Regions from separate parts of the Homo sapiens genome. Here region 2 is linked to region 1. Evidence: chromatin contacts called from ENCODE Hi-C or POLR2A ChIA-PET data. All regions are on one chromosome and are shown on one strand. Each heading gives the region's core, a stretch centred on a gene start or an enhancer-like site at or near the end of the contact. The rest is flanking DNA. Distances are from core to core; before and after follow the strand shown.

Region 1 (6,889 bases), core at 2,161-4,660:
GGCTAAAGAAAGCATGTATCTTCCAAGGTATAAGTGAGTGGTTTCTTCAGCTCTGCCCGACTGCTCCTGCATTGAGTGTGGCCCTTTTTAATGACTACATCATCTAAATATGCCCTGCCACAAACCATTTTCAGGTCTTCTGCAAATCCGTGGTCAATCTGGGAAATCCCCTTCTGAATTACTGCCCAAATCAAAAATCTATTATAAAAAGACAACTCATTCATCAAGGTCACGTCTGGGCTGCTAGTTTTTTGTGTGAGTGCATGTGAGAGCACTTAAATTTATTAAATCAATAGTTGTAGAATCTCAAGACGTTGGCCAAAAAAAAAGCATTGGTTGTTCATTTTAAAAAATTATATTATTTTTAAAACCTTAAGAAAAAAAAAGCCCCACCTCAAACTGCAAAAGCCACAAAGCCTGTTCATTTCTTAAATCAGTGAGTTTTGAGTTTCTGCTTAAAGGGTGCTGGTATTTCCCAAGTCAGTAGCGAAGGGAATTTCTGAGGATGAGTTATCATAAAAGTACCTGAACTTAAGTTCTCTAAAGTCTGAATATAGAAACAATTTGTGGGAGTTTACTCTTGAACACAGTGCTGCAGAATTTACAGAAGAAAAAACATCCTCTAAAGTAAATGTAAAAATGTAAATGGAATTTTCTCTGGGGAGTTTCATAACTGATAATTAAAAGCAGAAAGGCTAGAAAAGGTGACCTGTCTAGAGAGAGATGCTCAAGGGGTGGAATCATTTCTGAAAGATGGTAGTGCTGGGCTAGTCAGTATTTTGATTCAATATACTGATGCTGAATCATATAACCTGCCAGGATCAGGGAGGCATCTGTGACCTGGTATCACCTTGCCAAGGGACTCTTTTGAATGTGCCCCACTTTTCCTGCAACTTGATTCAGTAGTTAAAGTCAAACCGGACACTCAGGACTCAAGTTCCTAGCTCTGCCTCAATAAATTTCAGTACATTTCCAGAGGGGAAATTATACAACTTCCAAACATCTCAAGAACAATCAGTAATCCAAAAGAACACATCATCTAGAATAACATTAATATTGTAAGCTTTAGCATTAGACTATGACAACTAAAGAAACGAAAAATAAAATATGTAGGACTATGAAGCAAAATAAAATACCCATACATTTTTAAAAAGCCATCAAGATTAATCTATTTAAGGAAAAAACATTGCTTTTACTTAATCCTGTCCCCTTCATTTTATAAAGTAGACCACTGTAGGAGATCTTACTTTGCGAATATATGGAATTTACTATATATTCTTGGGATATCATATCTCTATGGATACAGATATGACTAACTTTTACATAAAGGATGATTCAGAAAATATAATTTTAAAATGACTTTGTTTTTAAGAAACCAAATAATTATAAATGGCCTTAAAAACAGATGGCCAGTTAAAGGGACTCTGATGAATCTTTTTGTCAAGTCAGAATCTCCTCCAGATTGTCCTTTTTCTCCCTGCAGATACATGGATTCTCTCAAAGCCTACAGAATTCTTCTCTCTGCAGGCTCTGATGTAAATGCCACAGGGTGGAAGGTAGGGGGAAGGCTATTCAGGAGGAGAGACTCAACGGCTCTCCTCTGACACTATTATCTCAGGCCACATAAACACTTATGGGAAGCTAGCAATCCAGATTACTCCAAACTTCATCAACCTCATATTGCTCTGGGTACCTCTGGTTTGACCACTACACCGAGGGGCTTCTGAAGCTGTGTAGCACATCTTACAGAGCCTGGCTCTGTCGCCAGCTAAGGAGTTCTCATTCCTTCCTTCTCTCCCTTAGTACATTCCTGATACCTCTGTTTTCTACCAAGTTGCCCAATCCCATTAAGGGTGTGACACAAGAACAAGCCTCCTGCAAGAAAAGGGGATACTCCAGGCTGGGGCTTGGGGAGGCCTTTCTGTGCCTTAGCATCTCTCTCCTTCCCTGAGCTTTAGACAGTGATGCTCCTGATACTAACATCTTTAAATTCTACAGCTACCCTTTAGCCCACATTCTACCAGAAGCAATTTAAGATCCAGACTTTCCCCTACTGAAAGCTCAGAGTACCCCAAATGCATCTTTTCAATAAATTGAATATTATGGGCTAGCTGTTTAACCATGATTGCACTATTACCTTGATATCAAATGCCATTCATTCATTCTTTCACTCCATATATGTGTCTGTATGCAAAGTACTGCCCTGGCTGCTAGGGGGTTGGTGAGGGGCTTCAGGCATGAAGCCCACAGTTAAATATCAAGTTTCAAATGCAGCACATGGATTACAGCTAATTTACTGTGAAATAGTTAATGCAATGAAAAGAGTTCTGACGATCAAAAACGAACAAGTGAAAAGGTTAAACACAAGGCTCTGAGGGAAAAATAAAACTAGATAAGTGTAAGAAATTAGCACAGAGGCTTATCAAAAAAATAAAAATATAAAATACCTAAAGCAGCCCAGGCAATTAAGATATTGAGACAATTAATATACTTGAACATCTCCAAAGAAATCAAAATGGAAATAACTGGCAGGAAATAGAAGGAAGTGCCAAGCTTGGCAGTCAGGAGACCTAGGCTGTGTAACTTTAGGCTCCATCTTGCCTCTATGGGACTCAGTTTTCTCATTCATAAATTGAGAAGCGGAGTCCGTTCTATGTTAAAAGTTCCAAAATTCTATGCAGTAGCTGACAAGTATACATACAAATTAGAGCTAGATTAGAAAGTATTGCAAATGAGCTGAGAAATAGCTGCTGGCGCCATCAGCAGCTGTAGCTTTGGCTCGGAGGTGCCTTCTGTGAAATGGAGCAAGTGAGGGAGTGGGCAGCTCCCAGCCCAGCCTCGCTCCTGGGGGCTGGGGGGCTGTGTTCCTGCTCTTACCTCAGCAGCACGAAAAGCTCTGTCTAGATGCATTCTCCTCACTGGCCCCAGGCAGATGCGCTCTGCTCAGCTGCCTAGCTGCTGGACTGCCCCCGCACAGATCAGGGAAGTTCCCAGAGCAGCACGTGAGACCTGTTTTATGGGATGTTACCACACACAGCTTAAGACACGTTGATCCAGTTCACTCCTAGTTTCTAGGCAAGACGGTACTCAAACTGTCCCAGAAAGAGAGTCATCTACTATTTTGTTAAAAATATCCAAATAAGGAAATCCTACAACCTCTCTGGTGTCTCATATCCCTACTTTGTAACCTAAATCTTTTCTGATACGATTGAAGGTCTCTCTTGGGCTATTCTCAGAGGAAATAACAGGAGCTGTTCAATTCATAAAGATTCCATCACATGCCTTGGTCTCTTTATATTCTTGTAACCTGCTTTTTTAGGGCTTATTCTCCAAATCTTTCATAGTTTTCTTTGCTATCTTCTGGGTCTATGCCAACTTCCTTATAGAATGAATGTAGTAAGAATAGCAGTCATAGAATGTAGAGGTGGAGGGATCTTAGAGATGATCTATCTGGCCACTCCCCTGTCACAGAGGCATGAAATGACACCCAAGTTAAAGGACATGCCTAACATCACAGAGCTTATTGGAGGTGTGGCTGGGACCAGAGTCCAGGCCTCCTTATTTCTCTTCTTTCCTCTTTAATAAGTTTTAAACCCTAAGATAGGACTCTTCTCTTTAATTAAGACCTTCTTCACATATAGTAAGAACAATCCCCCAAGATTTCAAATGTCTTACGAATATAATTTCATGTATGTTTCTTGTACATGAAGGGGAATTTTTCTAGGTATGGCAAAGGCACTGTTCAGGTTTAGGCTGCAATTAACATGTGCCAAATCACATACAAATATTGTGTACACTGGCATCTTCTAGGTCACGATGATTCTTACCCCCTGCATTTGTCTCTATACATTTATTCTATTTTTTTTCCTTAAAGAGACAGATCTCACTATGTTGCCTAGGCAGGAGTGCAGTGGCTCTTCACAGGTGTGATCCCACTACTGATCAGCACAGGAGTTTTGACCTGCTCCATTTCTGGTGTGAGCCAGTGCACCCACTCCTCCTTAAACAACCTAGTGGTCCCCTGCTCCCATATTGATGCCAAACTTAGTGCTGACACCCAATTGACATGGCACACTACAGCCCAGAACTCCTGGACTCAAGCCACCCTCCTGCCTCAGCCTCCCAAGTAGCTAGGACTACAGGCGTGCACCACCACACCTTGTTGTACATTGATTCTTGACCTTGCACTAAGGCCCTCCAAATTTCCTTAGCAACCAAAGAGCAAACCCAATTAAAACAACTCACCACGAGATGAAATGTTCAAAAGACAAGACAGCCAAATTCATAGATCAATAATAAAATGACACCCTCAGACTTATCGCAACAATCATCATGGTTTCAGGCATCCTGTTCTGGAGGCTGGGGAGAATCAGTGAGCCCTTCCTCTGAGCTTTGGTCCAGATCTCTGTAGTGTGGTCCCTGTTACCATTCATCTCTCCTAGCAGATTAGTGTCTGGCCCATGTGAGGTACTCAGTAAATGAGCTGTGTACATGAACAAAACAATCCATAACCTAATGGTATACAGGACTTGAAAAGTCCCCTATCACCTTCTTTGAGGAATTTAACAATAATATTCTTGTGTACATACTTAGACAATCCCATCCACTGAAAGGTACAGACACCCAAAACAAGGCTACTAAATGCTTCAAATTCACATTAAACCACTTTGCTGGAAAGACAACTTTGGTGAGTTAATTTGGTGTCTAAAGGGCAGCTGCTGGCCCGAGGTAGTCTGTGAAATGGCACCTGTGCCTGCTGCCTAGCCCTACCTTGCCAGCCGCAAAAGCGATTCTGTCTGAGATTGCAGATCCTGAGGCTGGGCTTCTTGGCACTGTTGCTGTAAAACCTGCTGGCTGCCGGTAATGCTTGGCAGTGGGTCTCTATCCAACTCTGTAGGGCCTGCTTGTAAGCTGAGCGCTGCTGAGGTGGGAGGGAAAGGAACCTTGGAGACAGAGCAGTGACTGAATGAGGGGCAAACCCACCTGGGATGCACATATGCGGTGTACCAAGGAGCAAGCTGGAAATATAGGTGCTAGCATTTACCTGCATGTAATTTGCGTCTCACTATCTGAACAATGCTATTCATCCCCCAGTAATTCTAAATGTCTGTCACTAAAAAAATTCATACATTTGTAAATTTCTTCCTTCAATAGACATCTGCCAAACACCTACTATATGCCAGGTCCTGTGTTAGATGCTGAGAACACACAGACGTGGCTTTGGCCTGTTGAGTAGGGGAGAGAGACACAGTAACTAGAATACAGCGAAACTTTTTAGATCCACAGGAAGAGGGAAAAAATAGCTCTCCCCTGGAGAGCCAAAGGCGGCCCCCTAGAGGAAGTGACATTTGACCTAGATTTCAACAGAGCAGTAGGAGATTGCTTAAAGATCAGTCTGTTTTTTTCTTCATTCATCAGAGACTCCATGCTCTCTCTATAGAAAGCCTATCTATTTGGAGTCAGAGAAAGGGCAAATAGCTAAAGAACAAATGAAAAGACCAGTTGGTCAGTAATAATAGCCGTTAACATTAATGAGTGGTTAACTCAGTGCTAAATGTTTTACATGCATTCACATTTAATTCTCACCACAATCCTATAGGGTATTACTATGATTCCCACTTTGAGGAAACTGAGGTTTAAATAGCTGGCCCAGGGTCGCACAGCTATAAACTGGAGTGGCCTCCTGCCTTTCCTATCATTTCTGGCTATGGGATTCCTGTATCTCGAGTTTCCCTGCCATCCTTTGGGGTTGCCCTTGAAGGTCAAAGCTCTGACCTCATGTTAATTAGGGAAACACATATTTCTGCAAGGTTTTACTTAGGACTGGGCCCTTCCTAGGCTCTTTAGGGAAGTTCTAAATGTGTCTTCGGTTTCTCAACATCTTTAAAGGAAGTATTAAGAAGAGCAAGAACACAACCAGGCTTGATCTTTTCTGCCTGTGTCCCCCCTGCCACTGGTGGAGAAAAGGGTCCTCTTTGCCCGTGGCCTCCACACCTCAGTCATTCACTCACATTTAATAAAGCACATACCTTGTCCTAAGTACTAAAGATACCAAGATGAACAGCAGAGAATCCTTGCTCCTGAGGGGCACACAGTCCAGTAAACAAAATAGTCACGCAAATGCAAGACTACACTAATATGAATATTTTAAAGATATTATTTGCATGGAGCTACAGGAGCACAGAGAATGAAGTGCAGTGGACCTATGAACAACACAGGTTTCAATGGTGTGCGTCCAATTATACGCAATTTTCTTCAATACAGTCAGCCCTCATTGTCCTCAGGGTCAGCATCTGCAACCAAATGTGGATGGAAAATACAAGTATTCGCAGAATGCGAAACTCAGGGCGACCAAGGGCCAACTTTTCGTACATGTGGGTACCACAGGGCTGACTGCAGGACTTGAGTATGTATGGATTTTAGTACCGAGGGGGTTACTGGAACCAGTGCCCTGTGGATACCATGGAACAACTGTATTTAACTCTGCCTGGGAAGGCAAAAGAAGGTTTTCCAGAGAAGGTGATGTTGCCCACTGAGCTAAGTCTTAGGGAACCAGTAGTTTTCCAAACAGACAAAATAGAAAAGGGCATTTCAGGCAGAGAAAATAGCTCTGCAGGGCGAGGCATGGTGGCTCACGCCTGTAATCCCTGTACTTTGGGAGGCTGAGATGGGTGGATCACCTGAGGTCAGGAGTTCAAAACCAGCCTGGCCAACATGGTGAAAACCCATCTCTACTAAAAATACAAAAATTAGCCAGGCATGGTGATGGGTGCCTGTAATCCCAGCTACTCATGAGGCTGAGGCAGGAGAATCACTTGAACCCGGGAGGCAGAGGTTGCAGTGAGCTGAGATCACGCCATTGCACTCCAGTCTGGGCCACAGAGCAAGG
Region 2 (7,367 bases), core at 3,031-5,530, 2.1 Mb after region 1:
AAATTTTACTCATTGTAATATCGTACTATTGCATATGACAGGGACACAACCATGCCACCTGCAACTCAAGAACCAGGTTGAAGAATACCTGAACTGTTTAACAAGCAATGTCCAATGATCATGCACTCGGATATTCCTGAAATGTCAAATTGATATAAACACTGCTAAGCACTTATCCTTTTAATTTCTGTACTTATTTCCTTGTGGACTAAACACAAACAGTTCGCAGACTGTCACTGGTCCAAGAACTACACTTTGAGTAGCATTACTCTAGGGAGCACTTGCATTGAAGGGACCGGCAGAAAGAGAACTAATGAAGGAATTTGTGAAGTAACAAGGGAGGAGAACAAGGAGACCATAGATTTGTGGAAGACTAGGGAATTTTTAAGAGGAAGTGGTTAACTATATTGACTGCAAGAAAGGTCAAGTAGGTTGAGGACCAAAAGAAGCCATGGGATTGACAACTATCATCAGTGACATTTGAAAGAGTGATTTCAGAAGGGGGCTCTTGGTGGTAGTGAAAGAAAGCCAGGGGCCAGCAGGCTGAGAAATTGGGGAAGCAGAGAGAACCAATGGGGACTACCCTTCTAAGAAGCTAGATGGTTAAGAAATGGAAATAGTGTGGTAGCTTGGGGGTATAAAAACTTTGAAGGAAGGCTTTTTAGAACGATGAAGACTTTTTAGACCCTTCCCCAAATTTTAATATCACTGAAGGAGTCTCAAACTGAAGAGAGTTCCCTCTCTAGATAGAAAATCTAAGAAATACATATATTTTTTGTAGGAGTCTTACAGCAATCTTCTTAAAATTACCAAGCAGGTTGGAAGAGATCCATGAATTTCAAGAAGTTCAGGGGGAATTTTTTTAAGACTCTGCTGAAATATATATATATATATATATATATATATATATATATATTTTTTGAGATGGGGTCTTGCTCTTGTCGCCTAGGCTGGAGTGCAGTGGCATGATCTCAGCTCACTGCAACCTCTGCCTCCTGGGTTCAAGTGATTCTCCTGCCTCAGCCTCCAGAGTAGCTGGGATTACAGGCACCTGCCACCACACTCAGCTAATTTCGTATTTTTGGTAGAGATGTGGTTTCACCATGTTTGCCAGCCTGGTCTCAAACTCCTGACCTCAGGTGATCCACCCGCCTTGGCCTCCCAAACTGCTGGGATTACAGGCGTGAGCCACCGTACCTGGTCTAGACTCTGCCGAAATTCTAATACTTCTTTGGTAATGCAACAGAAAACTAAAGATTTTGATGGTGAACTCAATTGCTTCTGAGTTGTGTGGATGAAAATATATTTTATTATTTTTTCCTTCAACTTTTAAGCTCCCAGGTATATGTGTAGGATGTGCAGGTTTGTTACACAGGTAAATGTGTGCTATGGTGGTGTGCTGCACAGATCAACCCATCACCATGGTATTAAGCCCAGCATCCATTAGCTCTCCTGATGCTCTCCCTCTCCCCACCCTTCCCCGCTACAGGCCCCAGTGTGTGTTGTTCCCCTTCCTGGGTCTATTTTATGGTATGTATGTGTGTATGTGTGTGTGTGTGTGTGTGTGTGTGTGTGTGTGTGTATCTATTTATGTGTATATATTATGATATATACACCACACTTTTTTCAAACTATTATTTTAGGTTTAGGGATACATGTGCAAGTTTGTTATATAGGTAAACTGTGTGTCTCTGGGGTTTGGTGTGTACAGATTTTTTCACCACCCAGGTAACAAGTGTAGTACCTGATAGGTAGTTTTTTGATCTTCTGTCCTCTCACCCTACACCCTCAAGTAATCCCCCAGTGTGTGTTGTTCCCCTCTTCATGTCCATGTGTTCTCATTGTTTAGCTCCCACTTATAAGTGAGAACATGCAGTGTTTGGTTTTCTGTTCCTGCGTTAGTTTGCTGAGGATAAAGGCTTCTGGCTCCATCCATGTTCCTGCAAAGGACATGATCTCATTCCTTTTTATGGCTGCAGGAAAATATATTTTACATACTAGTGAACATAGTTAAATTAATCCATGGTCAAGACATATATTCTTTTGTAAATTGAGAAATCTCTTTATCATAATTGTAATATGGTAATAAATAAATCTAGATTACATAAATGTAATCTAGATGTTGATAAACTGGTTTTAAATAAAGCAAGTGATATCTACGTATGAAGAGAGTTTACTTCAGTTCCTAGAACTTTCCTTCACTTTCCTGCCATCCCTACTTTTAGTAAGCAAGCATTTACTGTGTGTGTAACACTGTGCTAGGTACTAAGGCAATGATGATACCCAAGATTTGGTCTCTATCCTGAAGATAAGCACAGGAGAAACATTATCAGTCATGATGCTTTCTGTTGCAAACAAGTGAAAACCTCAGCTCAGCTTAGGTCAGCTCCAGGGCTGGCCAAATCAGAGGCTCATTTATAACACTGAGGATCCAGATTCTTTTGAAATTCCTCCTGCACCAATATCAGCATTTCTACCTTCTCTGTAGGTTGGCTTGCCTCACGTTACAATGGCTGCAGCAATCAGAAGTGTCACATCCTCAGTAATACTTAATATTATTACTATTATTTAATAATATTTAGAACTGTGCCATCCCTGTTTCAATTTATCAGGCTCCCAGCAGACTACTCCTTATCTTTCAAATGTCAAAACTGCATCCTGAGCTCTTGCCTAAACTAATCTGGGGTGAGGTGAATGGAAGTAGCACTTTAATTGTATTCATTCTTTGTAGCTGGACCTGGGCCTGGGCCCTATCTCCTGACATTTGCCCACAAGAAAGATTTCTGAAGTTAGGTAGGACTGGCTGTTGAGTAGGCCAGTGCTTGCCAAACCTTTACACATCCTCACATATGTCATAATATGCAGATAAAAAGATAATCCCTTATACAACTTGCTGGGATAAACTCAGGAGGCTTACAGCCATGACCTGCTTGAAGGTTCTTCCTGCCTTAGACCTTGCTCAGCTGCTCCAGGATGAGGGGATTTACATCACAGCACAACTGTATTTTATTCACAGCATAAACCATCTCTTTCCTTCTCAGTTGACGAGTTCAGATGGGCAATAACAGTGTCTGCCAAAGAGAAAAAAAAATGTATTCAAACTAGATAATCTATTGGTACAAATACCGAGACACAGAAGTGATAACAGCTTTAAGCCAATGTTTGATGGTGGTAGTCCCAGCAAGCTCTTTTCTGATGTCTTTGTGCCTTTGCACATGCTCCTTCTCTGTCACTGTTTTCTTCATCAAACATAATATAATGGACAAGTGGAATCAAATAGAATTGAGTTCAAATTCTCTGCTACCCATCGGCCCTGGTATTGGACAAATTAACTCCTCTGAGCCTGTTTCCTCATCTGCAACGTAGACTAGCTAATACTACCCATTGGAAAGCGTTGTTTCTTAGCTAATGCATGCAAGGCTTAAAACCTAGATGACGGGTTGATAGGTGCAGCAAACCTCCATGGCATACGTATGCCTATGTAACAAACCTACACGTTCTGCACTTGTATCCCGGAACTTAAAGTAAAAAAAAAAAAAAAAAAAGAAAAGAAAGAAAGAAAAAGAAAAAAAAGGCTGTTTCTGGGGATTAAATAAGACAATTATGTAAGGTGGCCAGCACAGTTCCTGGTACATAGTAAATGTCAGGCCTGCCTGACAGACTTCTATTCAGCAGCTACTGCTCCCCTGAAAATCTTCCTCAGACGTTTCCACGGTGCTTCCCGTTCTTACACCACTACAATCCTTTATTACACTACTATCCGTTCATTCCCCACAGCTCCCTCCCTTCCTTTCCCTAACCAGTGATCCCAAAAGGCCAGCAAGTGTCTAACATTTTCTATCTTCTAAGTGACTGGTAAAGTTCCGCACCTATCAGCGCTCCAAGTTTGTTTTTGTTTTGGCCGACTTTGCAAAACGGATTGGGCGGGATGAGAGGTGGGGGGCGCCGCCCAAGGAGGGAGAGTGGCGCTCCCGCCGAGGGTGCACTAGCCAGATATTCCCTGCGGGGCCCGAGAGTCTTCCCTATCAGACCCCGGGATAGGGATGAGGCCCACAGTCACCCACCAGACTCTTTGTATAGCCCCGTTAAGTGCACCCCGGCCTGGAGGGGGTGGTTCTGGGTAGAAGCACGTCCGGGCCGCGCCGGATGCCTCCTGGAAGGCGCCTGGACCCACGCCAGGTTTCCCAGTTTAATTCCTCATGACTTAGCGTCCCAGCCCGCGCACCGACCAGCGCCCCAGTTCCCCACAGACGCCGGCGGGCCCGGGAGCCTCGCGGACGTGACGCCGCGGGCGGAAGTGACGTTTTCCCGCGGTTGGACGCGGCGCTCAGTTGCCGGGCGGGGGAGGGCGCGTCCGGTTTTTCTCAGGGGACGTTGAAATTATTTTTGTAACGGGAGTCGGGAGAGGACGGGGCGTGCCCCGACGTGCGCGCGCGTCGTCCTCCCCGGCGCTCCTCCACAGCTCGCTGGCTCCCGCCGCGGAAAGGCGTCATGCCGCCCAAAACCCCCCGAAAAACGGCCGCCACCGCCGCCGCTGCCGCCGCGGAACCCCCGGCACCGCCGCCGCCGCCCCCTCCTGAGGAGGACCCAGAGCAGGACAGCGGCCCGGAGGACCTGCCTCTCGTCAGGTGAGCGAGCAGAGCCGCCGTCGCCTCACGCGGGAAGGGCGCCCCGGGTGTGCGTAGGGCGGGCGCCAAGGCGGCTCGGCGGGGATCCGTCCTCGCCAGGGGCCGGGTCCCGGCGGGAGGAGGCGCCCTCCCTGCCCCCCGCCACGGCGGAGCGTCTGCAGAATGGTGACAGGATTCTGGGTTCTTGGGCGAGGGGTCTCGGCTTCAACTTGACAGGTGTCGGGCGGGTGGGGCTAGGGTCCTGAGCGAAGTGACAGGTGCAGTTCCCTCTTGTGAGGCTCGGAGGCAGAGGGTCGTTGCGAGCGTCCATCAGACGCAAAAAATGAAAAATAAAAATACAAAAATGGTGTCTGTGGGAGAGTTTTTCACCGGAGAATTGGAGTACTCCGGTGGTCGTCTGACTTTCTGTTTTGGTTCACGCGATGCAACAGTTGGGAAGTATTTTCTTCCGGGCGTGCACTGCATCTGAAGTCCATTTGTGGGAGAGGCCGACCAGAAAGCCTTGGACAAGAAGCGCAGGGTCCTGAGTGTCCATTGCCCACAGGATACTCGGCTCAGGAGCTTTGCGGCGTTTCCTTAGAACAATAATGCATCGAGGCCTTGGGGACTCAAAGCCATCTGTAGTGATTGATGGAGCGTAACTCTTTAGAGGAACTGAAACATGGGCAAAACTTTCATGAGACATTTACCAGAAGTGCTTGAAAGTTTCTAAACTTTTTTTTTTCCTGTTTGATGAACTCTTCTTGCGTGTTAGTCGGCTTCGGCTTGTCTCATTATTTCTTCCATTTTGCCTTTTGACTTTGAACCAGCAAGGATCTTGGTGTCCCCTCTTTTTGCCTTTGTTTTTGGCACAAAATTAGTGGTTCTGTGCGCAAATGGAAATTTTCGTTTTCCCTTATTAAGTGGAATCTAAATTTAAGCAAGTCCATACGAATGCACTAGATCTTGAAGGGAAGTATTTATTGTATTACAACATCTTACTTTTCTTGATTTTTCTACTTTATGGTTAAATAGCTATGATTGAAAGAGTGTAATTGTCATTATTGTCAGCACTGGTTCTACTTTGAGACAAGTTCATTGCAGAGGGAATGGGACTTGTTTCTGTTTTTCACTATTTTCTCTCCCATTCTTGTCTATCACCAAATCCTTTCACCCTCACCCATTTCTTTCCACTCGGTATACACTAACAATTCACGGCAGAAAAGATTGAAGTGGGATTTAGGAAATGGCCCCTGGAAGGCTATTAAAAATTTATATATTTAAATGGACTGTCTTATAGGTCAGTTAAAAACCATATTCGTTAAAAAACCAAAATAACAACAACAAAAAATTAAAAACCACGTCTGGGGCATGTTCTGGGAAAAGACATGGCTTTAGTTTCTGATTAAATTCTGATGTATCCAATTCTTGCAAATTTCCCTTGGGAAAATGCAGTAATGGCTACTCTAAAGAATTCCATGTTATGCACACAGCTTTGGAAGCATACTCTAATGTAGGGTAACCAGGAATATTGACGTTGTGGCCACTGCTTGGAAAAAAGAGGACTGTTTCTTTCATTTTTTAACTCATTTTATATATTTTAAGTAATGGAACTATAAAAAATTCTCTTATAAGTCAAAACCATACAAGATACAGTCTGTTCTTGATTATCCATACCCACAAAGGGTTTCATTAACATAGACAGTTGAACTCTATAAATTAACCAGCAAGGGTAGAACCGCTGCCGTGCAGTCTGATACTGAGCATCTTGCCTGGAGATGGAATCAAGGCTCAGTCCAACTGCACCTCCAGTGACAGATTCCATTCCTGATTTGAGAGTTTAGATCTTATTTCTGTTGCCTTATCTCTGGCCTAAGTAATGTAGCTGGAAGGGAAACTGTCACTAGGAACAGCATACCACATTCATTGTTGAAATAATCAAAGGTTAATCATGTTTCGAGCTGGGTGTGATGGCGCGTACCTGTAGTCCATGCTACTCAGGAGGCTGAGGCAGGAGGATCACATGAGCTTGGGAGTTGGAGGCCAGCCTGGGCAACAAAGCAAGACCCCAGTCTTTAAAAAAACAAAAAAGCTGACCAGGCATGTTGGCTCACGCCTGTAATGCCAGCACTTTGGGAGGCCAAGATGGGAAGATTGCTTGAGGCCAGGAGTTTGAGAGGAGCCTGGGCAACAAAACAAGACCCTGTCTCTAAAACAAATTTTAAAAAATTAGCCAGTGGCTGTGGCACACCTGTAGGCTCATCTACTCAGGAGGCTGAGGTGGGAGGATCCCTTGAGCCCAGGAGTTTGAGACTGCAGTGAGCCATGATTTCACCACTGCACCCCAGCCTGGATGACAGAGTGAAACCCTATTTCAAAACAAGAAAAAAAAACAAAAACTAATTATGTTTTGAAGGAGGAATTGGCAGTCTAGAATAGTGGTCAAGGGCATGGATTATAGAGTTAGACTGTTGGGCTCACATAGTGGTTTACCTCTTACCGGCTGAGACCTCAGGTAAGTTCTTTAACTTCTCCAATTTGACAGACATCTGTAAATGTCTACTTTTACAGATGAGAATACTTATCTAAAAGGGCTGATGTCGGGATTCAGTGAAACCATATGTTTAAGGTACTTTCTACAGGATCATAGTAAATACTCAAAAATTATTAATTATTCTTCATACTATTCTTATTAGTAGATAACACATAGAAATTAGATGAATGAAAATGAATTAGCCAACAAGAATTTATTAAATGCTT

What was found. A loop is a pair of places that touch in the nucleus more often than their neighbours do. ChIA-PET counts read pairs that join two places held with the same protein, here RNA polymerase II (POLR2A). Pooled maps may share reads with other maps.
Region 2: a pooled map shows a loop between it and region 1 (3-fold over the local background). The contact joins the promoter of RB1-DT here to the enhancer-like site in region 1. A Hi-C loop is called at or near these places in 1 of 168 maps with a recorded cell type or tissue (B cell) and 5 of 50 pooled maps. POLR2A ChIA-PET finds 5 or more read pairs at or near these places in 1 of 52 experiments (naive thymus-derived CD8-positive, alpha-beta T cell).

The regions. Positions count from the first base shown.
Region 1 is chr13:46,165,586-46,172,474 of GRCh38, forward strand. All of the region lies in intron 1 of LCP1 (lymphocyte cytosolic protein 1), which reads right to left. It also overlaps the pseudogene RN7SL288P. Among named protein-coding and RNA genes, the nearest start is that of LCP1, 13 kb to the right of the region's middle. Within about 2 kb of position 3,411, at least 11 of the 41 ENCODE cell types and tissues checked have a DNase peak (open chromatin) inside an H3K27ac peak, as active enhancers do; they include B cell, where a contact is called at or near this core.
Region 2 is chr13:48,299,422-48,306,788 of GRCh38, forward strand. RB1-DT (RB1 divergent transcript) reads right to left here and starts at 4,281. Exons shown (of 3, transcript NR_046414.2): 1 at 3,870-4,281; 2 at 2,918-3,071. It overlaps RB1 (RB transcriptional corepressor 1), which reads left to right and starts at 4,330. Exons shown (of 27, transcript NM_000321.3): 1 at 4,330-4,628. The coding sequence starts at 4,492. RefSeq lists enhancers at 3,458-4,183, 4,184-4,907, 4,982-5,031, 5,272-5,341 and a silencer at 4,482-4,771.